Linked DNA regions of Homo sapiens: region 2 is linked to region 1. Evidence: chromatin loops called from intact Hi-C (ENCODE). Cell type or tissue: tibial artery. All regions are shown on one strand.

The links. A loop is a pair of places that touch in the nucleus more often than their neighbours do. Peaks named below come from ENCODE experiments on the same cell type or tissue, not always from the same donor. Only the 100,000 strongest peaks of a DNase experiment are listed, where the experiment ranks them.
Region 2: it touches region 1 in a loop (4-fold over the local background); 21 of 110 quality-filtered maps call a loop at or near these places.

What each region holds. Positions count from the first base shown.
Region 1 is chr1:205,976,350-205,978,849 of GRCh38, reverse strand. RAB7B (RAB7B, member RAS oncogene family) reads left to right here. Exons shown (of 6, transcript NM_001164522.3): 6 at 1-2,110. SLC26A9-AS1 (SLC26A9 and RAB7B antisense RNA 1) reads right to left here. Exons shown (of 4, transcript NR_110984.1): 4 at 755-2,500. Among named protein-coding and RNA genes, the nearest start is that of RAB7B, 26 kb to the left of the region's middle. In tibial artery, a CTCF peak has its summit at 1,262 (motif pointing right); DNase peaks (open chromatin) are centred at 1,259, 1,689 and 1,939.
Region 2 is chr1:205,580,749-205,583,248 of GRCh38, reverse strand. It overlaps SLC60A1 (solute carrier family 60 member 1), which reads right to left. Exons shown (of 10, transcript NM_181644.5): 3 at 2,328-2,500. It overlaps LOC124904491 (a long non-coding RNA gene), which reads left to right. Exons shown (of 3, transcript XR_007066823.1): 3 at 1,074-2,329. Among named protein-coding and RNA genes, the nearest start is that of SLC60A1-AS1, 13 kb to the right of the region's middle. In tibial artery, no CTCF peak of the experiment used is centred here; a DNase peak (open chromatin) is centred at 1,308; H3K27me3 peaks cover 2,305 bases.

The sequences.
Region 1 (2,500 bases):
CTCCAGACGCCTGCTCTGGAAGCCCAGAAACAGAGCCTGCCCCGAGCCTGGTCACCCCAGGCTTGAGAACAGGTGACCATCCCCCTCCAGCCCCACTGCCTGCCCAAGCACAGTGCAGGGGGCCTAAGCTCTGCGGCAGAGCCCTTGACCCTGGTGCTGGGCCCAGAGTCAGAGGGCAGCCCCTGGCTCAGGCTGAGTATAGTGAGAGCGTCTGGATGAAGCCCGGAATGTCAGAGCCAAACCCTGGTCCTGCAGAAGTCACCGTTTCCGCAGTGGCTCCAGCTTTCCCCACCCATCCACCCCTCAAACACTCCCGCTCCAGAACACACATCTCCGCAGACCGGCCACTGATTGGAGTCTGGTTACATCCTCCTGTGGACAGACCTTCCTCACCCGCTCCCACCTCACACCCCTCAGCCACAAGCAAAGCTTTGGACAATGGCACAGCTCAGCCTCCTTCAACGAGCAGACTAAGGAGTAAAGGTCTGGACCCCACATGCTGGGCCCGCCTCAGCTCCTGGCAGAAGCTGTCGTGCCTGAGACCCCCTCTGCTCCCTCCAGGGTAGAAGACTGAGGGAGCACAGGAGAAGCCACAAGGGACCATGGCTCATTCCTCCTTGCTGGGTGCTCAGGCAACTCACATAAATCTCTGAGTCTCAATTTGTTTATCTGTCCTGTGGGGGTGAGATGTGCCTTGCCCCCTGTATCACAGTGTGGTTTTGAGGACCAGAAGCTGTGCTTAAATCCAGTAGCTGTTGTCAATATGCATTTATTTACTTCTTTGACAAGTTTATTTTTGCGTATCTACTATGTACGATGCATTGAAGTCCAGTGACAAACAAAACACAGGGACTCTGCCCTCCTGGAGCCGACATCTGGTGAGGGAGAGACGCAGACTCTAGACAGATATTTCCAAATAGCAGGTAAGTGCTATAAACAAAGGGAAACAGGGTAATGGGATAGAGTGACAGGGGGTGGGATGAGTTGCTATTTTAGATGAAGTGGTCCAGGAGGGCTTCCCTGAGGAGGTGGCATTTGGTCTGAGGGCTAGAGAATGAGAAAGCAGCTGTCACCTGAGAGCTGGAGAAAGAACATTCCAGGGAGAGGGAGCATCAAGACCCAAAGCCCTGAGGCAAAAACAAGCTTGCCATGTTCCAGGAACAGTGAAAGGACATCCATTGACCTAATACTCAAAGCTGCTGTCCCAAAGACAAAGCAAAGGGGACCCAGCTCCCTTGGGTGGCTCCTAGATGCTCTGCTGCCTGACCACCAGAGGGCAGCAGTGCTCCTTCTCTTCCAGGCTGAGCAGAAAGTGGATGCTCATGAAGGTTTTAGGAGCTGGGGTTTTGTCCTTCAGATGCTCAAAGCTTGTTCATGGGCTTGGAGGCATGTTTAGCCCTTTGGGATTTGTAAGGCAGAGAATTCCAATTTCTTAAGCCTAGTAAGAAATGAGCAAAAACTTCAATATATATGACTCAGGCAAGAAATCAGCATCTGTGGCAAATACTAGAATGAAATGCAAGAAAGCTCACTGCAAGGAGTCTCCCTCCCTGCAGATTCCAAGGCTGGAATCTTTTTCTTCTGGCTCCAGGCAGCACAGACAGGGCCTAGCCTGGAGAGGGTGGACAAGATGTCCTCTCAGGGTCTTCAATGGCCAAGTCCATGCCCACTGCAGAATCTTTCTGTCTACCCGTAAGTATCCTTTCCTGAGTTCCAGGCAAAGCTGGGGATGTTAGCCTATGACTGTCATCTGACTTGGAAGGTACACCTAGGGGCCGGGGGGAGGTCAGCAGGGGAGTTTGGGAGCCACTTCTCCCCCCACGTGGCACTGGAGTGTGAACTGGCTCATTCTGGACACCAGCATGGAGCCAGCACGGGAACAGGGGGGCAGCCTAGAGCACAAGCTCTATCTGTGTCCTTCAGAGCTCCTGGGAAACATGATGCGCCCTCATGGGAATGGCATTTTGCATATCACACAGGCTGTCCTGGGAGTCAGGCAGACTGGATTGTCACGTGCGGTGTGCATGCAGCAGCTTGTGCACTGCAGTGGACCTGTGGACCATTTCTAAAGGTGCACAACAAATAATAAATGTGTCCTTCTTTGTTTTTATCTTTTGTGCGACTTAGATTTTATATTTTTAAAAATACATCTACGTGGTTCGATATGAAAAAGATACTAAAGGGCAGACAACTAAAAGTGAACTGAGACTGGCTACATAATTTACAGAACCCGGTGCAAAATGGAGATCCGGGTCTCTTGTTCAGACATTATTGAGTTTCAAGACAGCAACAACAGAGCCTACGATCAAGGATGGGCCCCACTGAGGGCAGGTCACTCATTCATGGAATCAATCCTTAGCAAACAATGAGTCTCAGACACACTGAAGCTAGAATGGAAAAGATTCTGAGTCTGCAAGAGGCAGAGCCACGCTCAGATTCAATAGGAGTTCCAAACCACACATTTTGCACCTTCTTCAGACTCAGGAGCCAGGACAGAATG
Region 2 (2,500 bases), 400 kb after region 1:
TTATGCTAAATCGGAACTCCTTCAGAGCAGTGGGAAATGGCTCCTGCTTCTGAGGTTGCCTGGGGAAGCCTCCACCACCTCCCTCAGGGGCCCCTGCTTGTGTCTCACCACCCTGGTTGCCAGGAAGTACCGCATCAAGTCTAACTATTGTCCTTCTTGCTGCAACTTCAGCCCAGTTCCTTTCACTTAGGAAAGACAGGAAGCCCAGGGAGCTGCAGATGTCTCCCAGAGGCTGGTGAGAGCGCCCAGCTATTGGGCTCTTCCTGGCCCACGGGAGAGGCATAGGATAGAGATGGAAGGCTGGCAGACTGCCAGCCCCTGCCTGGTGGTGTTCTGGGGGAGCCCTTCCCTGCCCCTGGAGGCAGGCTGGCTCTCACCAGTATTTCCTCAAGTCACCTAACAGGAGTGAAAGACAAAAACCACCCCTGTGTTGGCACCTCCCTATGGTGACCTTGGGAGCCTTTCTGCACACTCAAAAAGAAGTCAAGGTCAGACATGGCCCCTGGCAGTCAGGCCTGAGTGGGGAGAGAACAGCCCCTGCTGAGCCCTAATGGGGGAGACACAGCCCTTCCTCCAGTGTGAGGGGGGAAACAGGAAACCCACCCACAGAGGCCTGTAGTGGCAGAGTGCCTGAGTGAAGGCCAAGTGGAAACAGCTGTACAAGAGGCGTGATCGCTCAGGTGGGGCTTTCCAGGGAGGTGGGTGCTGGGAAGGGCTTCACAGAGGATTGGCTGGCATTGCTGGCAGGAACACACCCAATTTTATAAGAATTCCATTCAGGGAAGGCAGCCCCACCTTAAAAGTCAGAGAAGGGCAGGTGGGGTGCACATGTGTGTGTGCGTGTGCACCCACATGAGTACATGCACAGCCCATCTTCCTCCGTGCTGGACTGTTTATTTTCAGACACAAACCAATAGAAAAAGTCCGGAAATCCTGCAGCAAACAAAGTCCCTCCAGCCTGCACTTCATGGGGCAAGAGAGAACAAACCTCGGGCTTAAGCCGGACCTTCCGGCTTCCTGGTCTGGGAGTCTCAGCCTAGAGGTTCTACTGACACTGCTCCTTTCCTTCGCAGGTCTCTCCTGGAAGGAACGGGCCCAAAGCCGCATTCTTTCCAAAACAATGGATGGGCATGGGCTGAAAAGGGAAGGAGCAGACGGAGAGGGTGGGTTTATGAGAGCCCCCAGAGGAGATTCGGGCCAGGGAAAGGAAATCTACAAAGGAAAGGAAGGAAAAGGACTGGTGATGAGGGGGCAGCAGGTAGATGGTCTATGCTGAGGGTCAGGGCTTCCAGCCGGGCTCAGCCTCCTATCAGTCCCTTGTCAGGGCTTTGAGCTGGTGATGGCATGACACCCCCACCCTTGCCCTGCTGCTCACTGGAATGGTGGTCTCAAAGGCTCCTTTCAGTGCTATGTGTGTGGCATATTCTGAGGCTCAGCAGCAGCTGGGCAGCTGCTCTAGTGCCTGAGTCCAGCCCACCTGCCCCAGGAGAGCTGAGAAGTCCACCTACTGCAAAGAGAGGCTCTAAGCCACCATGACAAGCAGCATGGTGCCTCCATCCCACAGCCAAGACAGTGGCCACTGTAATGCTCCCCACCCCCGGCCCAGGAGCCAGGGATGCTCTGGTGTTCCCGACAGTCCTCCCCAACCCAGGTGGATGGGGGTAGGGGGTCTCCCCACCTGACACTCTGGCTCCAGTCTGGGCTAACGTGAGAGATCCCAACTTGGGTTTGCAGAGCACCAGAGGAGGTTTCCAGCTGGAGGCCAGAGTCAGTGCTGACTTGGCAGGGGTGTACAAAGCGGGCCTCGGTATGTGACGCAGTCACGGGGTGAAGTGGTCTCTCGCTGTTCCCACCATAGGCTGCCTTGGCAGGCAGGGCCCTTCAGAGGTCATCTTGTCTGTCTCCTAGCCTCCACAGGAGCCCCTGACAGGAGGGCACAGGAGAATCCCACCATTGATGAAGGGACCCAGAGAAAAACCTTCCACTTCCTGCCGGGGTCTGTCCAGGGTCCACTTCATCTGGCCTTGGAGGAAAAAACTAGTTTCCCACAGAACCTCAGATAATTCGAAAGTTGACCCTGATTTTCACTGTGCTCAGCTCACTGTTTTACCCTCCTTGAGAACTGCAATCACAGGTCGCTGAAGGATGGTGGAGTAGTGCAGGGGATCCCGGGGAGGGTTTGTCCTCCCATCCTCCTGCCTCTGGGATGCACACCTCAGCCCCAGCACGTTTCTCAGCATCTGAAGAATCTTCACTGGGTGTGGGGTGGACTGGGATGTGTGGACTGTCCACTAGCTCCCTACCTGGCCCACCCCAGGGACACTCACATTGATGAGGGCCATGATCCAGAAGGCATAGGACACTCGGGTCCCTGCCCCGTCCTTTGGAGTCAGCCCTGGGAACGTCTGGTTGGACCAAGGCTTGGCATCTACGTGGTGCTGGCCCAGCACCCTGGAGACATGGAACAGGTGGCCTCGGGAGGTGGTGTTGGCCGTGCTAT